Linked DNA regions of Mus musculus: region 1 is linked to region 2. The links are chromatin loops, found by intact Hi-C in ENCODE. Cell type or tissue: gastrocnemius. All regions are shown on one strand. Links, peaks and the distances in the headings refer to the core of each region. The heading gives the core; the rest is flanking DNA. Region 1 holds the start of Tmem42 (transmembrane protein 42). Region 2 holds the start of 1110059G10Rik (RIKEN cDNA 1110059G10 gene).

Region 1 (12,159 bases), core at 3,418-8,417, 71 kb before region 2:
AAAATTAAAAACTTATGTGCAGGGCTGGAGAGATGGCTCAGCAGTTAAAAACACAGGCTGCTCTTCCAGAGGACCCAGGCTTGACTCCTAGCACCCGTATACCTTACAATGATCTCTAACTCCAGGGGATCTGATGTTCTCTTCTGGCCTCCTCAGGTGCCAGGTGGTGCACAGACATGCAGACAATGCAAAACACCCATACACATAAAATAAAATTTAAAGAGCAACTAACTCATTGCTCCAAAAGGCACATTAATATTTCAAGGAAGTAAAAGACAACTCCCCAAATGGGAGAAAGCATTTGCATATCATTTGCTTGTGCATTTGGTGCCGTCTCTAAGGAACGTCTAGCCGTACTTAGAAGAATCTGACAATTATCACTTTAAAAAAAATCGTAAGTAACCGAGTTTTAAATGGTCAAAACTGGGGCTGAGAACATCGCTTGGTGGGTAAAACACTTCTTGGGCAGGTGGGAGCACCCAGCTTCAACGTCCAGAACACATCCATGTAAAGCTGAGATTCTAGTGCTCCTTCAGTGAGACCAGGATAGACAGACAGACAGACAGACACTCTCTCTCTCTCTCTCTCTCAAAGCTTTCGGCTGCTTAAATACAGTGTGTGGGAGTGGCAGGGGTGGGCTGGTAAAAGAGAAGTGGGTCTACAGAGGTCACCCTCCCTTACTCTCTAGGGAGGGTTAAAGGCAGAGACCAGGCTTTCAATAGAAGAGAGGCCCCTAGAAGGTACTGAGGCAGGGGTCTAGGTCCAGATGGGCCTCGCTCCCTTTTGCATCCAGGCTTTGTCTTCAGTTAGGGTTATTATTGCTGTAGCTCTGGCAGTCCTGGAATTCATTATGTAGACTAGGCTGTCCTTTAACTCATAGAGATCCACCTTCCTCTTCTTCCTGAGTGCTGGGATTAACGGTTTATGCCATCACTGCCAGGATTTACAGCCTGTTCTTATAGATACACACTTAGTTGAGGCTTCATCCTCTCTGCTGACTCTAGCTTGTGTCAAGTTGGCATAAACTAGTCAGTACAGGATGGGTCTTAAGTGTGGACCGGGTGGTGGTAATATGACAGTTTGTGAGTAGAGGTCACAAATAGCTCTGCAGTGAAAGGGTTAGGGTTGGGGGGGGGTTAGGGTTAGGGTTAGGTTTAGGGTTAGAGTTAGGTGTGGGATTCGCTGGACAGGAGTGCTGAGCCACTCCCCTCATGCAGAAACCACAGCATTCTTTGGGTTTCAGATCTCAGTTCTGCTCCACTCTATTAATCTTATCCCACTTCAGGGCTGTCTAGCCTTCTAAGCTGCCAGCTTTTCTTCTAAGTCAGCATCTAGGAAAATAGGGCATTGCTCATTCCTATCATTACAGCCCTTAGAAGGCTAAGGCAGGAAATTTGGCTGAGCTACATTATTGAGACCATCATAAAAACAAAACCAAGAGTCCCCACCCAATTAAAAAAATATCCAAGACATTTCCCCACAGAAGATACACAAGTGACTGAAGACACTACTAGGATGGCCATGATAGTGTTAACCCCACAGCCTGGGTCAGCAGGGAGGTACTGGGACCACTGTGCTGGCTCAACTTTTCGGCTGGGGTCCTCAGGAAAGGGAGCAGAGCAGCAGCAGGCATTCACCACTCTCTCTGGCTGTGGGTGTAACCTAGCCAACTGCTCCCACTCCTGAGTGGTGGACAGCCTGTGTCCTTGAATTATGAGCCAGAATCAGCTCTTTCTCAAGTTGACTTTACCAGAGTATTTTTTCAACTGGACGAGACACTAAAACAATGGCTGTAATAATAAAAAGATGAACAAAGGTGGGGCCTTATCATGATCAAAGTATTTCATATGTATGAAAATGCCATAATTAATGTACAGTTGACACACAAACTGAGAAAGATGGCTCACAATAGTGTGGACAAACGAGTGACTGGGACCCTCGAGTGTGGATGGCTAGACCATTACATGGTGCAGCTGCTATAGCACAGTATAGTTGTTCCTCAAAGAGTTAAACAGGAATCCTAGCACTCGGGATGTGGGTGCATGCAGATCACTGTGAGTTGTTTGGGGTCACTCAGGTCTATATAGCAAGTTCTAAGCTAGCAAGGACAACATACAGAAACTCTGTCTCAGAAATAAGAAAACAAAGAGACCAAGTTAAAATGGGTTAATTTGTGTCCTAGTAATTCCATTTCTAGTTATATACTCAACAGAGTTGAAATCGTGTTCCACAAAACATCTTGAATACTAATATTTACACCCATATTAAATAGCCCCAAAGCGAGGAAAAACCCTGTTTCAACACATGATTTCAATTCACAGACAAAATGGTCTACCTGCAAGATAGGATGGGACTGAGCCACAGAGAGGAATGAAGTATTAAAATGTGGTACATAAAAAACAAGCCTTAGAAACAGGATTTTAAGTGAAAAAATGATATAAAATATCTAGACTAAGCAAATTCTTAAAACAGAAGCATTTGTGGCCTCAGGGACTGGAGTGGGGTGGGACAGAGATGGCCTCAGGGACAGAGAGTTGCAGCTGATGTGTATGATATTCTTTGAGTAGTGAGAAATGTTCTGTAATTAATGATAATAGCTGAAAATCTTGTGGATATACTAAAAAGAAACCCTGGGTTACACCCTTTAAATATAAATAAATAAATAAATAAATAATTAATTAAAAACAAGAACCGAAAATGGTAACCACCTGATCACAGCCACAGGCTATAGAACCTGATATTCAGTCTCCAGCTCTGAAACAAACCCAGCAAAACTCAAGTAAAAATCTGAAATGCACAGCAGAAAGCCAAATATTGTCTTGTAGCTTATTCTTTTTGCAAAAGAACCACTCTCTGAAACAAAGGCAGGGACTCTCCCAGTCTTCTAGGGTTAATGCAGAGGCATACCTCGCTGCTTTCCAGAAAACGATTCATCCTCTGTAGACAAATGTTTTGATCCTGTGGTTTTCTGTCTCTGTGGAGTTAATACCGAGCACCTCTATGCACTTCACAGGTCCCGGTGAAGGCAGAGGCCCCCAAGGACAGTGCCTGGGTCAAGATGGACTTCTGACCTGCATGATGGTTTGCCCAGACAGACCCTACTGGTGGCTCTCAGCAACCTTCAATGCTTGTTCTTTTTGTTTTTTGTTTTAATTCATTTTATGTGTATAACTGTCTGCACATATGACTGAGTGGCATGTATGTGCCTAGTGCTAAGACAGGTCAGAAGAGGGCATCAGAGGTGATAGAACTACAGTTACAGATGGTTGTGAGCCACCATGTGGGTGTGAGATATTGAAAGGCGCAGGTCCTTTGCAAAAACAGCAAGTGTTCTTAACTGCTGAGCCATCTCTCCAGTTTCTCACGCTTGGTCTTGATTAGTGCCTGGCCCACATGGGAACCCACCTTGTGGGGCCTTGGATGGATTTCTTCTTCCTCAGAGGTAGAATGAAGGGATTAACATAGACCATCACATGGAACATGGCGCCCTCACAGACAAGGAAGTGGCTAGTGACAAGAGGGTTTTGAGACTTGGTACAATGTGGGACAGTTTCTTTAGTGTCTCTGGCCTTGATTTGCTGCTGTGAGAGTGAGGCAGTGATCAGTGATGAGGATTAAGAAGGAGGCTTAGGGCTGGAGAGATGGCTCAGTGATTAAGAGCTCCGACTGCTCTTCTGAAGGTCATGAGTTGAAATCCCAGCAACCACATGATGACTCACAACCATCCATAATGAAACCTGATGCTCTCTTGTGCTGTGTCTGAAGACAGCTACAGTGTACTTACATATAATAAGTAAATACATCTTAAAAAAAAAAAGAGAAAAAGAATGAGGCTTAGAGAAAGAAGGCAGGGCTGAAAGTCGCCCTAGCACTTGGGAGGCAGAGGCAGGCAGATTTCTGAGTTTGAGGCCAGCCTGATCTACAAAGTGAGTTCCAGGACAGCCAGGGCTACACAGAGAAACCCTGTCTTGAAAAACCAAAAAAAAAAAAAGAAAAAAGAAAAAGGAATGAGGCTTAGAGAAAGAAGGCAGGGCTGACTATCGCTCTAGCACTTGTTAGCTGAGTGTTGGACAAGTCACTCCACTGGCCCCCGAGACTTGGTTTCACCTAAAACATCTTCCTCATGGAGTGGTCAGGATGGTTTTGGTTTTTTGTTTGTTTGTTTTTGTCCTGAACCCCTTGAGAGTTTAAAGGAGTTTAGACCTAGGAGCAGAGACTGTTGCCAGGAGCGGGGCAAGTAAGAGAGTGCGGGGCAGAGGGGAGGGCAAACACAGAAGCACACAGCACAGAAGCACACAGCGGAACCGGACCTTACGGACCTGCAAACCTTCCCATGCTAGCTGTTTGGCGGGGATTCAAGTATGTAGGGACAGAGGAGATATGAAGAGAGGAACTACTGTAGGAGTGTGAGAGGTTTGGTCGCAGTTAGCAGAAGCAGTGGATCTGTGTCGGCAAGCTCTTCCTGTCACCTGTCCAGATGAATATGGAGAAAATCTCCATTTGTACTCACTACCCCACTACCCCAATTCTGAGAACTCACCTACCTGGGTGCAGGCCCTTACCTCCACGTTGGAAAAAAACCCTCAAATTCCATATCCAGTAGCTTTAGCTTACAAGTGTTTATTAGCCCACGTTCCCTTCTTTTGCTGTGGATTCATAGGCATCACGGACCACCTGAGGCATGACACATCAAGTTGTTTTTTTTTTGTTGTTTGTTTGTTTGTTTTTTCAGAAAGCCAACTGCCAGTGCTGGGGTACATGAAGGGCAGGATTCTAATCACATGTTTTTTGTTTTTTTCAGGTACCTGCCATGTTGCTGTGTAACCCATGATCACAGAGTCTTCCAATATTCCCTGGTGCACAAGAATCAAGGCACTATACCAACACTGAAGGACTTGGGCCTCATACTGTGGTGGTTAGCTTCCCCTTACAGGAGCTAATGCTTTAACTTTCCAGGCTGTGAGGAGGTCAGAGGCCAGTGGCTGGTCCACCATCTCCATGTGGCTGACACTTAAGGGCTGCACTCCCAGGCCGCCCTGGAAGCAGCCCAACTTGTCAACCCTTGGCTGGGTATCATGGTTCTCTTTACAGTGGGTCTGGTCTATCCACCGACTGGCCTCACTGCTCCTTGCTCTCCTTCCAGGTGGGTGGAAACTTCCTGTGGATCAGGGTGAGCCCACAGAGGATGAGGAACACCCCTCCCCACCATAAGATCTCCTGGCACTCTCCATACAGCAGGTAGCCTAAGATGGCCTGTGGAAGAGACAGCTGTAAGGGACCTGGCCTACCCTGGTAGGCTCCACCATTCCTTGGCTGATTTCTTCCTGAGGGGCTAGAGGCCAAAGTCTGGTGCTTTGCATCCAGCAACCACCTTCATGATCAATCCACGTATTTCTGTCTCCTCTGTGGACGTAAGAGGTTACCACCCCAGCTGAGCACTGAGGCTCAGCAGGCTAGCAGGTAGGGCCAGTACGGACATAGCTAGTACCCAGTAATCATAAACCCAAGTTAAGCTGTCTTCCAATTCAAGACTGGGTTCCCTTGACCAGACCCCCTAGACCCCATAGCTAATGTTAGAGTTCTTGATTGAGATAGCTGGTGTTATCCCAGAGTGACATAGGTTTCACTCCTAAGTTTTCCATGTTTAACTGTTCCTTGCCTGGAGACAGCCCAACTTTTGTTTTACTCCCTGTCCTTTCTAGAGCCTGGAAAATCAGGGGTTTCCCAAGGACAACTAACTCACCAAGAACCCTAAGAACAAGGTCACCAGGCTACTCACCGAGCAAAGTATGTTCGAGAAAGTCACTGTGACAGATGCAATGGCTGAAGACATAGAGAAACTGAGGCCCCGGCTAAAGAAGGTCCACATCAGAGAATTGGCGCTTGCCATGGCAACGATGCCTAAGACACATAAGCCAATATTGACCTGCAGGAGAAAGTGTCACTGAGCTACAACCACCATGGGCATAACCTTGAAAGACTGGGAGATGTTTACACGTCTCATACAAAGCATATGCGGACCCTGACTGATAGGCAGAGGAATTTGCCTGCAGACAGGGGGCAGGGTTATCTTCCACGAAGACCTCAAATTTCTTGTAGCTGAGTAGCCTTCTGGAAAGATATGACTTTACAAAAGGACTGTAAGTCGCCAGAAATCTATATCAAGCAGTCCCCTGTTCAGGTCAGGATCGAATTCTCTGATGCAGAAGCTCCGCAGGCGCTCAGTCCGAACTCTTGCCAAGGACAGGAAGAGATGGGCAACCGGTTATCTCACCTTAGGTGTCACGTGCTAAAAAAGCTATGGCAAGGGGACTTAAACTGAGAGGTGGGCTTCGAGGTCCTCCCCCAGGAGGCAGTGCCTAAAACCAGGTGGTCCAACATGGGCGCAGGCGGGAACCCAGGTTAAGCCGCCCTCCTCCCCGCCCCGCCCCGCCCTCCCCCGCCCCGCCCTCCCCCCGCCCCGCCCTCCCCCCGCCCCGCCCTCCCCCCGCCCCGCCCCCGCGTGGCGCCCCGGGCTGCACCTGGCTCCCGAAGGCCAGCTTGGCGGCGGCGGCGGCCAGAGCCCCGAACGCCCCGGCGCACAGACAGTTGAACACGCCCCAGAAGCGGCGCCGCATCGCGCCTTTCTGTAGGCGAGCGGGTAACTCCACGGGTGAGTCAGGGTAAGCGGCCGCAGACACGGCGGCACCCGAGGACTGCGGACCGGCCGCCATGAGGCCCGCTGCGCCCGCCACGGCCGACTGCCACGCACGCCGCCACCCGCCGTGAGCCCGGCTAGGGCGGAGCCAGGCGAGTGAGGCGAATCTGCTGCAGTGGAGTCCGGAGCCGAGCCGAGCCGAGCCTACAAATGAAAGGAATCTGGAGCCCATACCCTGCAGCGTGTGCAAACCCGCGACTAAGGAGAGCCTGCGGCTCCGGCGAACCTGGGGGATGGGAATCCGGTAGCGAGGACCGTGCGCCACTGAAGGAAGCGTGCTACCGAGAGGTACCTACTGTGAGAGAGGAATCTGCTGACGTGAACTTGGGGAGGAGGGGAGTTTATCTCCGAGGAGAACCTGCGGCGGAAGTAACCTTGTTTCTGAAAGAGCCCTGCAGTCAAGGGGAACCTGCTTCTGAGAAGACGGGGAGGTCTGCCACTTTACATGGATGCGCACCTAACATGCTAATCCTGAAGCCAAGCTGCACCTTCAAAGCACCTCTGCTCCCTCGTGGACGCAGGAGATGATGGATCTGGAGACCGGCCGCTTGAGACAGAACGTTGTTTGGGAAAACGTTTGTTCTGCCTGGACCATCAGAAGCACAGTCACTTCTAAGTTCGTGTAAAGTAATTGAGAACGACAAAAAAATTGAAAAAACAACCAAAAAAAAAAAAAACCCAAACAAACCGTAAAATGTCATCTACTGTCGGTAATTCCAGATGCTTAGGATGCTGAGGCAGTTAATGGTCATCCTGAGCAACTTAGGGAGACATTGTCTCACTTGAGAGGGCTGGCAGCCAGGCATGGTGGCACACACCCGTAATCCTAGCACTTCTGAAGCTGAGGTAGAATTACTGAGTTTGAGGCCAGCCTGACCAACAGAGAGGTACTAAGCAAGCCAAGGACTTTTTGAGACTCTCAAAAAGTTTTTGTTTTTGTAATAAAGGAGAGTTGGGGTTATAGCTCAGTGCTTCCATAATACATGAAAAATCCTGAATTCAGTCAATGGCAGTGTGTATGGATATATGTTAGGGATACATTTCCTTAAAGGAGAGCTGTAGAAGTGTATAACGTGAGCTAAGTGTGGTGGTTGGTACACATGAGGAAGCAGAGGCAAGTGGATCTCTGTGAGTCCGAGAACAGCCTGCTCTAAATAGCTCTACATAGCCAGGGCTACACAGCAAAACTTGTTTTGTTGATATATAAAATACAAATAATATTTAATGTATGGGGCTTGGAAGAAACACTTTATTCCCTGTTAAAGAGCTTTTTCATGGACATTCTTACATGCTACCTTGCTTCTCATGCGGGTGGTTTTGTGGATGAAATAAAAGGATGGATTACTGGGGTTTGGAGAGATTGCTTAGCAGTTAGGCAGCTTGCAACCTTCCCACAAGTGCCTCCCAACCTCATACCTCCAGGGGTTCCACTATTTTCTGGCCTCCAAAGGCACCTATCCTCATGTACATATATATACACCTGAACACAGATACACATTAATACATAAAATTAAATTTTAAATAAAAAGAATAGATTATCCCAATTAGTCCTATGTGGTATAAACCACTCCAATTTGCAGATAAGGAAGTTGAGACTCAAGGGTACTCACTGTACTATTCCACTTAATAATGGAGATAGTGTGTGGCAACAACTGATAGGAGAAGCTAAAACAAATCTAAGCTGCATCTGTCAAAGACTTTATCCCACGGATTATAAAGGTAATTAACAGAAATGACCTTCATGTTCTGGCAGAGTAAGGTAAGTAAGTAAGACAACTAATTCACACATCTTATGCATGCTCTGTAGAGAAAAAGTGGGCAACAGTGTATTGTCTAGCTATATGACTTCCAAAATTAGTGATTTAAACCAAGGAAAGTTAGGGGGTTGATTTAGGGTATTATTTGTGTATCCATGTCAGAACCTGATTGGCCTGGGTGTGACGGTGTGTAACTAAAATCCTAGGACTTTGGAGGCAGAGGCAGGGGGATCAGGAACTTAAGGGAGTTTAAAAGCAAACCTGGATTACATGAGACCCTGCTTCTCCTATAGCTTTGGTTACTATGGCCCTTGTACTGGCTGGTTTTGTGTCAACTTGACACAGCTGGAGTTATCACAGAGAAAGGAACTTCAGTTGAGGAAATGCCTCCATGAGATCCAACTGTAAGGCATTTTCTCAATTAGTGATCAAGGGGGAAAGGCCCCTTGTGGGTGGTGCCATCCCTGGGCTGGTAGTCTTGGGTTCTATAAGAAAGCAGGCTGAACAAGCCAGGGGAAGCAAGCCAGTAAAGAACATCCGTCCATGGCTTCTGCATCAGCTCCTGCTTGAGTTCCAGTCCTGACTTCCTTTGGTGATGAACAGCACTATGGAAGTGTAAGCTGAATAAACCCTTTCCTCCCCATCTTGCGTCTTGGTCATGATGTTTGTGCAGGAATAGAAACCCCGACTAAGATAGCCCTCAAAACTAGGGCTGGAGAGTTAGCTAAGAGATTAAAAACACTTGTTCTTGCAGAGGGCCTGGGTTTGGTTCTCAGTACTGGAATGGTGGCTCACAACCACTAATAACTAATTCTAGGAGATCTGACACCCTCTTCTGACCTCAAAGGGTGCTAGGCACACATGTGGTACATGTACATACACAAAGGCATAGTATTTATACACATTGTTTTTAAAAAAGATTTTATTTGAAAAACTGGACATGTAGAAAATGGCCATAACAGTTACAAAACAAACCAATATATATGAACAAGTTCAATACAAAACAGCCATCGGATTCACAGCGAGTTTATCAAAGGCGAATCTAAGAAGAAAAGGACCCACTGGCCGTGGTGGCGCACACCTTTAATCCCAGCACTCGGGAGGCAGAGGCAGGCAGATTTCTGAGTTCGAGGCCAGGCTGGACTACAGAGTTAGTTAGTTCCAAGACAGCCAGAGCTATACAGAGAAACCCTGTCTCAAAAAACCAAAAAAAAAAAAAATAAAATAAAGTAAATAAAAAAAGAAGAAAAGGACCTGACTAGAATTCACCAGAGACCTCAGCTACAGACTTTTAAGGGTCTTCCAGAATGTACACATGACTTGGAATGCATTGTTACTTAACAGGCTGCTGAGTTTGCATGCACACTATCCATCGGAACACTCGGGATTAGTGCGCACCATGATTCATAGTTAAGGTCTTTTAGTTTAGTTCTACCATGTGAGCAAATACAATCCCACTTTTAAAGAATCAATCTAAACAAAGTGATGTGTATGAAGATAGCTGGGATCCTTAGAATTCCTTCTTTTTTTCTTTCAAAAATAGATTTTCAGCACGCAATTTTTCTGTCTCCTGTAATTAAAATAAAAAAGGAAATTAATTATTATAGGAGCTGTTTTCTTAACTCATTAAGGATATATTCAAATTAAAGCTACAATGTTTAATTTATAAGTTAATATTAAATATCTGGCATCTATGAGAATTTAACCTGAATTACCAGTATTATTGGGTGGCTCACACACACTTATTATCCCACCCACTGCGAAGGCTGAGACAAGAGGACTGCTGTGAGAGTTCTGTTTCAGACTGGATTTCAGAGTATGACCCTGTCTCAAAAAACCCAAAGTGAAATAGCAGTGACAATTTTCTTTACTAAAATCTCTTTAAAACCACCATTTATTGAGAATAGTTTCAGTTTTACCTCAGTAAGCCTGATATTTTCCTTCTTCAGTCGTACTACATATTGAATCTTCTGATGTAGGTTTTGATGACCTACCAATTTTCCATTTTCCTCAGCAAGAAATTCTAGTTGCTTTTTCAGCATTTCCATTTCCTGTCAATCCAAGGATGGGAAGATCACATTATGTATCTCTTTTCAAGAGCTCCAATCAAGAGGTGGTCAAGCTTCTGTGGCCATATATCTCTGCACACTAGAGAAACTGAACCAGAGATTTGGTTTTTGCTTATTCTACTTAAGTATTTCTACATAGCATGGAAAACCCAACACACCAGGAAAGTTCTCTCTCTTTCTTCATACATTTCTTCCAACTTTGACCGCAGTTGCTCCTTTTCCTGAAATGCTCTAGACTCCAAAGTTCTGGTTCGCTCAATTTCCTCACTCATTCTGTGGCAGGCCTTCTCCTTGCTGTGAAGTGCACTCTGGACTTCTTCTAGACTGGAATAAGCATCAGGTTATGGTATTTCAAGGAAATAGAATTATAAAGCAGGATTCAAACTAGGTTTTTTCTTCTAAGTACAGAATTTTGATTTGAAAGCATCACTGATCTTCAGGTCTCCTGTACAGTTGACAGAAGAGCATAAGCTAGAACTGGACTGAACCTAGGTGACAGAATACTTTCCTGACATGGCCCAGGCCCTCAGCTTCACCCTGAGCATGGAAGAGAAAGTGTACTGAATATCAGATATGGTTGCTTTGTTAGTCAAGACTTTCATCTTGAGAAAAACTCATCAAACCATTTTATTTATTTATTTGGAGCCAGGCTCTTGTGTAGCCCAGGCTAACCTCATAAAAATTTAGTATAAAACTTAGCTTGTCCAAGTGGAGATAGAAGTAAGGTATTGTTACAGTCTGTAGGCTTTATTGTGTCTGATCTCAGAATATCATTTCTGCTTTTAAAACCCAGTCTTCAGACAATGGAACTTTATCCCTTTCCTCAGGGGTGTTCATTCTTACCCACTGTATATAACTCAATGGAAAAATGTAGGACTTTACCCACTTTATAAAACTGTTTCAGTTTGATACAATTTCCATTGGAAACACTGTTACAATGCATACAGAATGTAACACTGCCAAGATGAGGTGGTGCTCAGGATCTCCACACAGGCCAGCTCAGTCTAGGGGATGTGTTTCCAGAGCATGCTCAGAGGTACCCAAGGAGATAATGAGGGAGTGTTCCACATCCGCTTTGGTGGGATAAAACGTTCAGATGCTGCCTCTGCCTACCTTACTGTGGATCAGGTGTTATGGCTTGAAGATGAAAAGTTCCCTTGGGCTCATGTGTTTTCACTTGGTTCCTAGCTAACTGTCACTATTTTGGAAGACTGTGGAACCTTTAGGAAGTAAAAGCTTTCAGGAGGAAGTATCTAACTCTGGGGCCCATGACTTGAGGTTAAATGATCTGTCTGAGACAGGGTTTTCTCTGTGTAGACCTGGCTGTCCTGAAATTTACTATGGTAAACAAGAATAGCCTTAGCCTTGAACTCAAGAGACTCACCTGCCTCTGCCTTCTGAGCACTGGGATTAAAGGTATGCACCATCAATTTTTATTGCCCAGTCATACTTCTGCTTTCTCGCTGATCCGTGACTACAAATGCAATATAATATAAAACTTAGCTTCCTACTCTTGAGCCATGCTATTCGCCACCATGATGGGCTATATATCAACTGGAACTGTAAATCAACGTAAGAGCTTTCTTCATTTCTTTTTTCTTTTTGGTGAGTATTGTATTGAAGCAGTGAGAAGGAC
Region 2 (12,159 bases), core at 4,487-9,486:
AATCATAGGCACTTCTGCTATCAGATTACTGAAACAATGGTCTCCCTCTTCCCCTCCATCCTCTAAAATCTTAAAATTTTTCTAAGGGTCTAGGCATGCTGGAAAAAGGGACCATCCAAAGAGACTCCAGAATTCTGTGGTCAGAACACCCTATAGGACAGGCCAGAACCCAGACAGTGATGGGCCAATGGATGGAACCAGATCTTACTTTGTTATAAGTATCTGTTACCCTCTAATGAAAGGGAAACTAAACTTAATGTTAGGACTGCAAACTGGAACTTGAGAGTCAGCAGATCTGTCTGAGGTCCTGTGAGGTCATATTGAATAATCTTTCTTAGGTTTTTACTATGACATGTCTATTCTGTTGGCACTCTAGAGACTGGTAGGCAACATTAGCCCATTAGATCTGTCAGAGCTGTTGCTCTAGTACTAAAAACAACTGTCAGGAGCCGTCATAAGAGAAGCTAGAAACTAGCAGATGATCTTCCTGAGATGGTCTGCTTTGGATTGTAATCCATGATGGATTTTGTTCTGGTAGGCAAAGCCGAGGAGAAATTCATTTTAGGAAAGATTCCTGCTATTAATATGCCTTTCCTGTTATTATTACACATATACAGCAATCACTACATATCAGCCCATCCATTTGAGCAGATCTCTGCAGAACGAAGATGTACTGTCTTGTAGTGAGTGATGCTAGGTAGAAAAATAGATTTCTTAATACTTAATGATGATCCTGTAAGAATTCCTAAATTTATAGCATTATTAAACTCTTTTAATAACAGTTATTAAGTCCTTTCTAATGTCAAAACTGCAATGACAACTCTACCAGTCTTTAGTGCCATGAGATATTTGCTTCTGAGATAGTAAGCAGGCATTCTGCAACTTAGAACACTCCAAGAGGTTGTAAAACCATTAACCAAAGGTCATTAGAAAGGAACTAACAATTTACCATATAAAATATTGACTGGGTTTATCTATACAAAGTTCACTAATACCTTGGTCACATAAATTAGGATTTTTAAACTCTCCATGAACCTGCAAAGCTTGTGACAGGTGATGAATGTTTAGCCAGATAATTACTCCTAATGGATATACATATAAGCAGTCTCTGTTGTAAATTTATTTGATTTATGATATGAATTTATGTGTAAACTTGTGATGTTTAACCATGTGATCATGTATTCTGATAGATGTATAAGTACTGAGGACAAAGAAAAGAAAGCTCACACTCTCCCTATCCCTCCCTTCTTGCATTTTCCTCAACCTGCTTTTCTTAGATTCTGCTTATGCCCTTTTTTCTTAGACCCACATCCTCCTTTTTGTTATAAGCCCTTTCCCCCTTTTCTTAGAGAGCTTGCATAGGAATTGCTTTTTGTTTTGTTTTTTCGAGACAGGGTTTCTCTGTGTAGCCCTGGCTGTCCTAGAACTCACTCTGTAGACCAGGCTGGCCTTGAACTCAGAAATTAGCCTGCCTCTGCCTCCCAAGTACTGGTATTAAAGCGTGTACCACCATGCCCGGCCATAGGAAATTTTTTACAACTTAGAAATAATTGCTAAAATCACTTTTTCTTTTCTTTTCACACACACACACACACACACACACACACACACACTGTAGCTGCCTTTAGATACACCAGAAGAGGGCATCAGATCCTATTACAGGTAGTTGTGAACCACATGTGGTTGCTGGGAACTGAACTCAGGACCTCTGGAAGAGCAGTCAGTGCTCTTAACCGCTGAGCTCTCTCCAAAATCACTTTTCAAACTGTCCCTTTTTCTTCCTGGGACTTCAATTAGCAGGCTGAAAGTTAGAACCTCAAAATTCCTTCAGAGATAGATCAAAGACTACTTTACTTAATCTCCTGCTGTTTTAGGATGAGGTGCTAAACTGATTCTCTTGTCAGAGGAACTCAGACTGGCAGGATAGCTACCACAGCTAAATGACTGACTTAGATTTAAGATAGGAAAATGTTTCATTGTTATACAGCAACCTTAAATATCTTGCAAGACCAAGTCTTACCCCTGCCGATGCTCTTCCCCTTCCAATGTCTCAAGAACCAAACAAGAAAAAAGACCCACCAGGGCTGGTCCCACCACAACTCCATTCTTCCTCACTCTTAATAAAACCTTTCAGTAAACACTTGATTCTAGGTTCAAAATCCACTGCCACCACCAGAGAATAAACAATTATTTTTTATGTGGGTTATTACAAGTCTCCCTCCTTCTTTACTGCCCTAGCCCCATCAAATGTCATGTTAACCTAGCAGGCAAAAGAGGGGCAAAATAAATAGGTTAGAGATGGACAGTATGACCACAGCCTGGAAACTGATCAACCAGGCACAGGGGATAACACCTCTACAAAAGCTTCCGAAGGCAAAGAGCAAACAAAGAAGCATCTACTGAGGAGACTGAAATCCAGTCAGACAGGTGAGCAAGTCATTCCAACACAGAGATAAACATACACTATGAAGGCAAAACACAATTTTTAAACATTTAATCTATTAAATCTTTCTCTAATCTTTATCTATTTATCTACCGATTTATTTATTTTGTGTGTGTAGAGAGGGTCAGAGGACAAGTGACAGGAGTCCATTCTTTTCTTCTACTATGTGGGTCCTGGGCATGGAACTCAGGTAATCAGGCTAGGTGGTAAGTGTTTTAATCAAATAAAGCCATCTTTCCAGCCCTCAAATATTATCTTCTAAATAAGGCATTCCCCAACCACACTATGTAATAGCATATATAATCCTTTGTTAGCAACAGATTTACTTCATGACTCCAGATACCTAACAATTCTGTGGATGTTTAAAATGGTTGTCATTCCATAAACATCCTCTTGTATATGTTAAAAGATCTCCAAAGCTGGGCAGTGGTGGCACACACCTTTAATCCCAGCACTCAGCAGGCAGAGACAGGCAGATTTCTGAGTTCAGATTTCTGAGTTCGAGGCCAGTCTGGTCTACAAAGTGAGTTCCAGGACAGCCAGGACTACACAGAGAAACCCTGTCTTGAAAAACCAAAAAAAAAAAAAAAAAAAAAAAAAATTTCAGATTACTTATAATACCTAATATGGTATAAATGTTACGAAGTACTCAGTTGTATTATTTAGAGAATGACTAGAAAACAATTCTGTACATATTCTATACAGATGGATGTATTTTGTCCTGAATATTTCCTGTGTACTGATGAGCAGATGTGGAGCCCACAGACACAAACTGCCAGCCTCTCTGCTACCCCGCCTCATGCACAGTATCTCTCTCAGTGCCCTTTCTTGGCTATCATAATAAGCATTATTCTTCTGCTTTATAAAGCATACCTAAAGTACCTGATTCATAGTAAGCACACAAAAATCTCTGATGATCGAGACTAGGACAATAAGGATTCTGTTCTGTTCACACAAAAATTAAAAGCAAAATGTTATCACAGAACTTGATTTCTGGAGATTATACTTCCACCTATACCTTAACCCAACACCTGTGAAGTAGAAAACAAACAAGCCTACCAAACCACCCCGCCCCACAGCCCTACAGCACCTTTCACAGTCCTCTCAAATGTTGGTGACAAAGAGACAGTATGTGTGTGTGTGTGTGTGTGTGTATATATATATATATATATATATATATATATATATCAGTTCGTGTTATGACAGCTGAAATCTCAGATCATCTTGTTGCTTGTCCTTATGAACAGAAGGAGTTCAATCAATTTCAATTTGGTTTCTATTTTATTTCAATTTCAAATTGATTTCAATCAATCATCAGTCAGCCATGATGGAGTAGCAAAAACTGGATTTACTTAAGTAACTAGGAAACTGGACCAAAAATATGCAACAAGTCCTCAACACTGGACAACAGACAACAAAGTAAAGTGACTCTGGATCACAAGGCACAGTAAAGGTGGAGAGTCCACAGAGAGCTTGCTTATCTGGCTGAGCTGAGGAGAAATGGTTCAGAGTTTGGAAAAGTAAATGCAGCTAGATTCCGTGGGACGAAAACTGGAGAAGTGCAGGAAGAGAACCCACTCTGGATCTGCAGAGACCTCCTTAAGTGATCAGATGTTAAAGGGGGAGAAGCTGGGATAATGTTTTGTATGCTGTGAAAGGTATGTCTCTGCCCTTCCTCACTTAACCTAAGGCGTTCACTGGTTGGCTTTAATAAAGAGCTGATGATGTCCTAGAGCTAGGCAGGAAAGGAGAGACAGGACATGCCTTCACAGTATACAAAACATGTTACCCCAACAAATAGGCATGTGTGTACATGTTTGTGTTGAGTTACAAAGAGTCACGAAAGAAAACGTTTAACCCTCCACCCCAACAGTGAAGAGTTTCAGGGAAGAGGCCTCTGGTGCATGGCTTGAAACTGACCACCTCAGAGGCAGAGGAAGGAGGATCTCAGAGTTAGAGGTCAGTCTGGTTTATAAACCAAGTACCAGGATGTCGGAAACTATGCAGAGATTTTGTCTTAAAAAACAAACAAACAAGCAAACAAACTTCAGAGAAGTAGGCAGCTCTGGTATAATTCCTGAAACCTGAAAAGATGTATTGAGAAATGCTAGGACTTGAACACAGGCATTCTGGAATTCTTATTTCCTACCATCAGCCACCTCACTATACTATCTGTTGACCCAAGGTTAAAGTATAAAGTCTTATTATGAGGCTATCATAAAGTTGTGGCTTTACAAGGAAATCCTCTGTATACATTCACTGTACATCTTTTTCAACTTTGAGGTCATTTTTGTGTCTGCCTAGAAACATGTTAAACACTATTCATAGGTGTTTTACTCATGATAATTCAACTTAGAAACCCAAGTTCAAAAAAAAAAAAGAGTGAACTAAAGGGCAATCAAAAGGAGAACAAGTTGTAACATGCTTACCTAGTACAACACTAAACAGCAGTGATAGCTGCTGCTGCCTATCATGTGCCCACAGGCACAAAGTGTCAGGACAGTTACTACAACAAGAAAAAGAATATATGTACCATGCTCATGAGCTTCAAGAATAGGTAAAACTAATCGGTGAGGGTAGAAATCAGAAGACTGGCTGAGGCCGAAGGAGTTACTGACTGACTACAAGGCTATCGCTGTCCTAGCACTTGGGAGGTGAAATCCTGAGGATCAGAAGCTCCAGGCCCTGTCTGGCTTCACAGAAACCTTAAGACGAGCCTAGATTTTAAAAAGAATTTAAGCTCTATCATGTACTAGTTTGTACGCTTAAATTCTCTTACTGCTGAAGAGGTAGAGGAGACAGGCTACTTTAAATAGAGGAAAAGATCACACAGAGCTGTTCAAATATCAGTGTAATAGACTTAAAGGGTTACTAAAACAATTCATCAGGAAACAATAACAATTGACAAAGAGCTACAAACATGAACACTATTGTAAATTTCAAATGTATAATTTCACAATTTTCTCAAGTATCTCATTTTATTCTCAAATCTTATAATCAGCCGAAAAACAAAGGAAAAAAAAAAAAACCACACATGCCAGCACCCATATTCAGAAGCTCACAACCACTCATAATGCTAGCTCTAGAGTATCCAACCACTCCACGGCCATCTTCACCCACACAAGCAACCTACACACAAACTACACTCGCAGCTGTGCACACATATACACATGCATGTGCACTCACATACACACCAATAATTAAAAATAATTTAAGAAAGATAATAGGCAATATAAGAGGTGGCACTCATATACGTTGGAAGTGGGGGATTAAATCAATCTCTTTGTGATGAAAACAGATTAATATATATATTAGTCTACTCATAATCTGCACTTCTTTTTTCTATGTTTTTTTCCTCAGCCATCAATCACAATCTAAAACAACTAAATAGAAAATTCAGAATGAAACAATTTCTAAGCCTTTTTTTTTTTTTTTTTTTAAACAAGGTCTCAATATAAAGCCTCATGCTACACAACTCTTTTTAGCCAGGTACTATAAACACTACTCTCCTAACAGTCTCAGCCATTTGTTATTAGATCAAGTGGCTATATCACAATGCTTGTGTTCAAGTGACTTTTGGATACTAACTCTGTCATACTGTCTACAGAATTTCTCTCAGCAAGTAGACACCGTAGAATCTCATAGGATAAAAGACCGGTATAATAAGACACTATGTCAAAGACTACTTTCAAATAACTATTACTGTCTATTACTATAATTGAGGCAAAGACTACTTTCAAATAACTATTACTGTCTATTACTATAATTGAGGTATTTTAGTATTAGCTAATCTTAGTACACTTAGTTTACAGAGCACATTATCTATAGGGTTCTGTACTAAGATACAGTTCTGGTTTCAGGAACTCATGAAGTCTTGCATGAAGAATGGGAACTGTTGTAAAGGGACCGTTGCAATTCGCTTTAAAGTTCCCTCCTCTGAGGGTAGGCCACCGAAGGGAACACAAATCCCTTCCCTTCAAAAAAGGCAGAAATAGGTAATCAAGCATCAAGTGCAGCGCAAGGGCCGCCCTCAGGACACCAGAAGCCAGCAAGGAAACAGCAGGGTCCCATGCACAGAGAAGAGCGCTCGGGTGTAGGGTGGCCGAGGCGGGACGCCCGCGCTCCGTGAGGAACTCGGGTTCCCACTGCGTGTGCCGTCGTCGCCCTCGCGGGGCGCCCTAAGAGGTGACGCCCCGTAGCACCGGCATCTGCCAGCGGCGATGAGTTCACCAGGCAGGCTCGCAACTTACATTTGCAGCCGGGGGCCATGGCGACCCCGTCCGAGATTCGCTTACGCCAGGACCACCAGAATCCTCCCTTCAAGATGGCCGCAGATTTGAATTTGGCGCCCCAACGGACCACGCCTCCTGGGCGTGGTCGGATGGCGTCACTAACACGGTCTACGTCAGAAGTCCGCGCGGGCGACAGACACTTTGTACCCTGCCAAGTCTGCCGAGTGCTATTTATTGTTGGTCAGAACCAGAACTACCATGAGCAAGCGGAACCAAGTGTCCTATGTGCGGCCCGCAGAGCCCGCCTTCCTGTCCCGCTTCAAAGAGAGAGTCGGCTACAAGGAGGGGCCCACCGTAGAGACCAAGGTGAGGCCGCGGGAGTCGCCCCGAGTCAGACCCTCTATCTCCACCCCACTTCCGGCTCCTCGGTGCCGACGTAACTGACAGGTCCCTCACTCGCGACCAGCCGGACCCCAGGTCTGGCCTCTCGGGTCCAGGAATTCTTACTTGCAGGGTGCTATTCTTGAAAACGACCTAGCCCTAGTAGCTAGTCTAGACAGCTTTTCTGTCCTTTCTTACTTGCGGATCTCACTTTACCTGAGCAAGGTGATTGACAGCGTCGTCCCCTTTTTCAGATAAGGAGACCGAAGCCACTTGATTAAACGACTCGAATCAGGAGTCTTTGAAGGAATCAGCCAGGACTAGTAGAACCCCTGCTGTTTACCAAGCTGTGTGTCTCAAGATAGGGAAATGAAACAGTACTTCTCAAAGGGGGTTGTCTAATGAAGGTAACATTGAAAACACAATGCGTTCTTGCTGCCGAGAAGCTATGCACAGGTCAAACAAGAGGACATGCAGTTGTGTTCAAAAGCGCATCTAGGGATTCTTTAGTTTTGAGGGCTAGCTATGTAAGAGATGGCCTGGAGCATCCTAGACACAGTTTGAGAAAAAAAGACAGACATAATGGACAGTTGAGTACTCAAACTTAGTTGTCTAGACTCTTAGAAGCTGTGAAAGTTACATGGGATAAAATATAGTAGTGGGCAAAGGCCAAGTCATGCAGGGTATTCCCCATAAGATGACTGCCCAAAATTAAATATTAGACAGTTGCTTGAAAAATGAGATAATTCTGTATTTATCTCAAAGTATGCAAAACCTTTCTTAGTTAAAAAGTAGAAATGTTTTGACTTAGCTGACAAAATATAATTGTTACATTTGTACAGTGAGTACTAGGTTTCTGTTTGATAAATTTCAAAAGTTAAACAATTATGTACAGTATTGTTTATGTACAAAACCTTTTATATAACTATTTGTGTGTCCTTGAATAGCAGCTAATAGTATCTGCTGGGCAGTGGTGGCACATGTCTTTGAATCCTAGAACTCAGAATGAAGAAGCAGGCAGATCTCTGACTTCCAGACCAGCCTGATCTACAAATGGAGTTGCAGGGCAATGAAGGCTAAACAGAGGAAACCCTGTCTTGAAAAACAAACAAAGATATCTACAAAACTGAAGCTGTTAGTATATCAAATGAGCAGAGGTAGGGGAAAATATAATTTTCCTGTTATTTTCTGTACTTTTGTGGCTTGGATGGTAAAGTCAGGTTGTTGGTGTTTTGTTGGTTTTTGTTGTTGTTGTTTTATCAAATCCAGACAAGACAGGGATGAAAAATATTGATTAGAAAAGAGGAAGCAAGATGATGTGGCACTGCCTTCAATAGTCTAGATAGAAATTAATCCCACTGGAGAAGTTTCCCAGTTTCTGTTTTCTGGTATAGTAAAAATAAACTCTTTGGAGTTTATTTTTAATTAAAATTTTATCTTCTATTCATTTCAAGGATCATTATCCATTTTGCTTTTGTTCTAGTTTTGCTTGTTTGTTTGTTTTGTTATCAAGACAGGGTTTCTCTTTGTAGTCTTGGCTGGCCTGGAAATCACTGTGTAGACCAGGCTGGCCTCAAACTCACAGAGATCGGTCTGCCTCTGCCTCCTGAGTGCTAGGATTAAAGGTATACACAACCACTGCCCAGCCCACTTCACTTTAAAAATTACAGTTGCTCACAATGGCAGTGTTTGGTTAAAGATTATCAAACATTTTCTGTAGAAAATCCAGCCTCAGCTCCCAGATGAAGATGGCAATCACAGTGACAAAGAAGATGAACAGCCTCAAGTAGTGGTTTTAAAAAAGGGAGACCTAACAGCTGAAGAGGTCATGAAAATTAAAGCAGAAATAAAGGCTGCCAAAACAGGTATATCCTAAAATAATCTGATTTTTTTAATTGAATAGAATGGTTTGAAGAAAGCCTTTGGTTCAAGCATTAGCTTTTGTACCAGATGTGTAACCTTGAGCAAGTGATTTCACTCTGTGCCTCAAGTATCACTTCAGTGAAATAGAAAATAAGTAGACTGACCTTAGTGTACTGTATAAAGTATCCTATTGCTAAAATAGGCCAACCAGTCAATAGATATCTGTGTAATTAGTGCCTGAAGTATACTGTGTTATGTATAGTACTTGGTTTTTGGAGGTTTTTTTTTTTTGGGGGGGGGGGGGTTCGAGACAGGGTTTCTCTGTGTAGCCCTGGCTGTCCTGGAACTCACTTTGTAAACCAGGCTGGCCTCGAACTTAGAAATCTGCCTGTCTCTGCCTGCTGAGTGCTGGGATTAAAGCCGTGCGCCACCACACCCGGCTTTGTATAATACTTGTATTATTCCTATTGCATTGTTTTATGGAAAAATACTGTGGTTCCAAACAATTCAAAAATACAACCTTATGAGCTGGAAATACAGCTCAATAGTAGAGCATACATGAGGTCTAAGTGCAGGCCTCTTCATCTTCACTGTAATCAGATGGGGACTAAATATTATGGAAAACTTTAGTGAGTTTTTATTGAGTGACTGCATGTGCTGGGGGGGGGGGGGTTATAACTAAAAGCAATAGAGAAGACCAGACCAAATTGATTCAAAGACATCGTTAAGTACAGAATAAGATTTTCTTGTCATTAGACTCTTTGTTAACAGCAAAATAAAGAGAAAAAAAATGCTTCAATTTATCTTTTTCATCACAGATGAAGAACCACCTCCAGCTGATGGAAGAATAGTTTATCGAAAACCAGTTAAGCGTTCCTCAGATGAAAAGTGTTCAGGTTTAACAGCAAGCTCCAAAAAGAAGAAAACCAATGAAGATGATGTAAATAAGCAAAGTTCAGTTAGAAAGAACTCACAAAAACAAATAAAAAATAGCAGTCTCCTTTCTTTTGACAGTGAAGATGAAAATGAGTAAATATGAATATTGTGGACTTGGTTTCCTGTTTTTAAAAATACTGCTTTTGCTCCATCTTCAAGTGACACTGTACTACATGTTCATTGCAGAAGAACTCAGAAATACAGGGAGCGATTTCATAAAGTAAACCTACCCATTCCTGCCCCTTTGTTTGGAATGCCAGACATTCACTACTGCTAATGCTTTTTATTGTCTCCCTCCTATGGGTATGTATATATGTATATTGCATTTTTAAACAAAACTGAGATTGTTATATTTCTTCTTTGTCCTTCTTTCTTAGAATTACATTTGTAGAATTTTCTGATGTTGTTTATTTCAAAATCTAACATTAAAGGCTTCCAGAGGATTTCATAAATAGATCTGTCTTAGTCACTGTTCTGTTGCTGAGAAGAGATGACATGACAGCTCTTATAAAAGAAGGCATTTAATTAGGGGCTTGCTCACAGTTTCAGCTTGGTCTACTGCCATCAGGGCAGGAAACATGGCATCAAGACTGGCCTGATGCTGGAGAAGGATATACCTCAGAGCTATATCCTGATCCACAAGCAGGGTGGAGTGGGGTGTGGGGACTGGGGAGGAGTGGGGCCATTGGAGGGAAAAAGGGAGAGCCTGACTGAGCTTCTGAAACCTCAAAGCACACTTCCTCCAGTAAAGCCATATCTCCTAGTCCTTGTAATCCTTTCAAACAGTTCTACTCCCTGAGCCTCTGCTGTGTCTTTCTCATTAGTAAAACCCTGCACTTGATGAAGGCATGGCCTGGCTAAAAATACCTTTCTAAGCCAGGTGTAGTAACCTGTAACCCCAGCACATGGAAAACAAAGACAGGAGGAAGATCAAGACCCACTGCTCTGTGGAGTGAGTTCTAGACCAGCCAGGGTGACAAAGTGAGGTGCTGTCTCAAAAAACAAAGTAAGTGCTTATTTGAGCAGAACATATACTAACACTTTAATAATTCAAGAGTGTATATGGCCCCTGTGCAATAGCGGCAAATTCACAGGGTCTTCCACATTCACACAAGGAAACCTACAAACTGCAGCTCCTGCCACTTAAATGTATTCAGAAAAAGGGAGCCAGTGGTTGCTTTCCAATTTAGCGTTTTGAAAACACATTTTCTGTGGAAATTTTAATTCTTAGTCAAGAAAAACAGAAAATTTTAATAACAGCATAATTACCTTATAAAACAATCTCTTCATGTAACAAACAGTTCCACTGTTTTTCAATAATTTATTTAGAACCTGTGACAAGATCTCCCTGTGTATCACTGACTGTCCTAGAACTCACTATGTAGACCTGTGTAACCTGGAACCCAGAGGTCCATGTACCTCTGCACTCTGAGTGCTAGAATTAAAGACATATATCACCATGCCTGGCTAAAAGAAATTTGTTGGTTTTTTTTTTCAAGACAGGGTTTCTCTGTGTAGCCATGGCTGTCATGGAACTCACCCTGCCTTCCTCTGACTCCAAGTGCTAAGATTAGTACCACTGCTGAGCTCTAAAGCAATTTTTTAAAAGATGTGTTTTATTTTAAATTATATGTGTGGGAAGGGGACTGGGTGTAGCTCACCTCAGAAAAGCTGAAGCGCTATTTTTATTTTTATGTCTCTCTCTGCTTTCCTCAAGCCCAAGTGATGGAGCTTGAGGTCACCAACATGGGAACAGGATTGGATCATCAGGAAAGTAAGAGCTAGTGCTGCCATACCATGACTCTGAGACTAAAGAACCATGTCCTACACCATTCTGGGATGCCAGGCAGCTTCATCTGGTTCCTCCAGTGGAGCAAAGAGGATGAGGGGTGTATGCTGATGTCCCAGCTCCAGAAATGGTCCCACATGCCTTCCCATAAAGAGAAATGCACTGCTGGAGGGGAGCATGGAGGTCATTCCTGCTTCAACCCAGCCACTTTTATCGTCCCTGTGACTGTCTTTTGAGATTCTCAAGGATTTTACCAAGCTTAGATGTTCATTTTTCATATATTTTCTCACTTGTCAGAGCCAACTCAAAAACCCCAAGCATTTTACTCATTTACAATCTTTCCCAAATAGCGCCAGTTTCCATAGGACTGTAGTGGGGTTGAAGCAGAGTAATCTATAAAAACATCTGGCAGGAAGAGACATTCGGGAAAGATGGCCTAGTGATGCAGGTCTTTACTTTCAGCACTGCTCAAGCAGGTGGATCTACTTGAGGCTAGCCCAGTTTACATAGTGAGT

What was found. A loop is a pair of places that touch in the nucleus more often than their neighbours do. Peaks named below come from ENCODE experiments on the same cell type or tissue, not always from the same donor. Only the 100,000 strongest peaks of a DNase experiment are listed, where the experiment ranks them.
Region 1: it touches region 2 in a loop (2.5-fold over the local background); 7 of 42 quality-filtered maps call a loop at or near these places.

Annotation. Positions count from the first base shown.
Region 1 is chr9:123,015,933-123,028,091 of GRCm38, reverse strand. Tmem42 (transmembrane protein 42) reads right to left here and starts at 6,766. Exons shown (of 3, transcript NM_025339.4): 1 at 6,522-6,766; 2 at 5,780-5,926; 3 at 4,601-5,253. The coding sequence starts at 6,713. The coding sequence ends at 5,119. Kif15 (kinesin family member 15) reads right to left here. Exons shown (of 35, transcript NM_010620.1): 33 at 10,682-10,847; 34 at 10,374-10,505; 35 at 9,359-10,024. The coding sequence ends at 9,965. In gastrocnemius, for the core only: a CTCF peak has its summit at 6,072; DNase peaks (open chromatin) are centred at 5,172, 6,722 and 7,486; H3K4me3 peaks cover 1,958 bases; H3K27ac peaks cover 1,534 bases.
Region 2 is chr9:122,945,687-122,957,845 of GRCm38, reverse strand. It overlaps 1110059G10Rik (RIKEN cDNA 1110059G10 gene), which reads left to right and starts at 6,846. Exons shown (of 3, transcript NM_025419.4): 1 at 6,846-7,041; 2 at 8,777-8,921; 3 at 9,738-12,159. The coding sequence starts at 6,934. The coding sequence ends at 9,952. It overlaps Kif15 (kinesin family member 15), which reads right to left and starts at 6,765. Exons shown (of 35, transcript NM_010620.1): 1 at 6,694-6,765. The coding sequence starts at 6,712. In gastrocnemius, for the core only: a CTCF peak has its summit at 6,643; DNase peaks (open chromatin) are centred at 6,828 and 7,071; H3K4me3 peaks cover 1,953 bases; H3K27ac peaks cover 1,311 bases.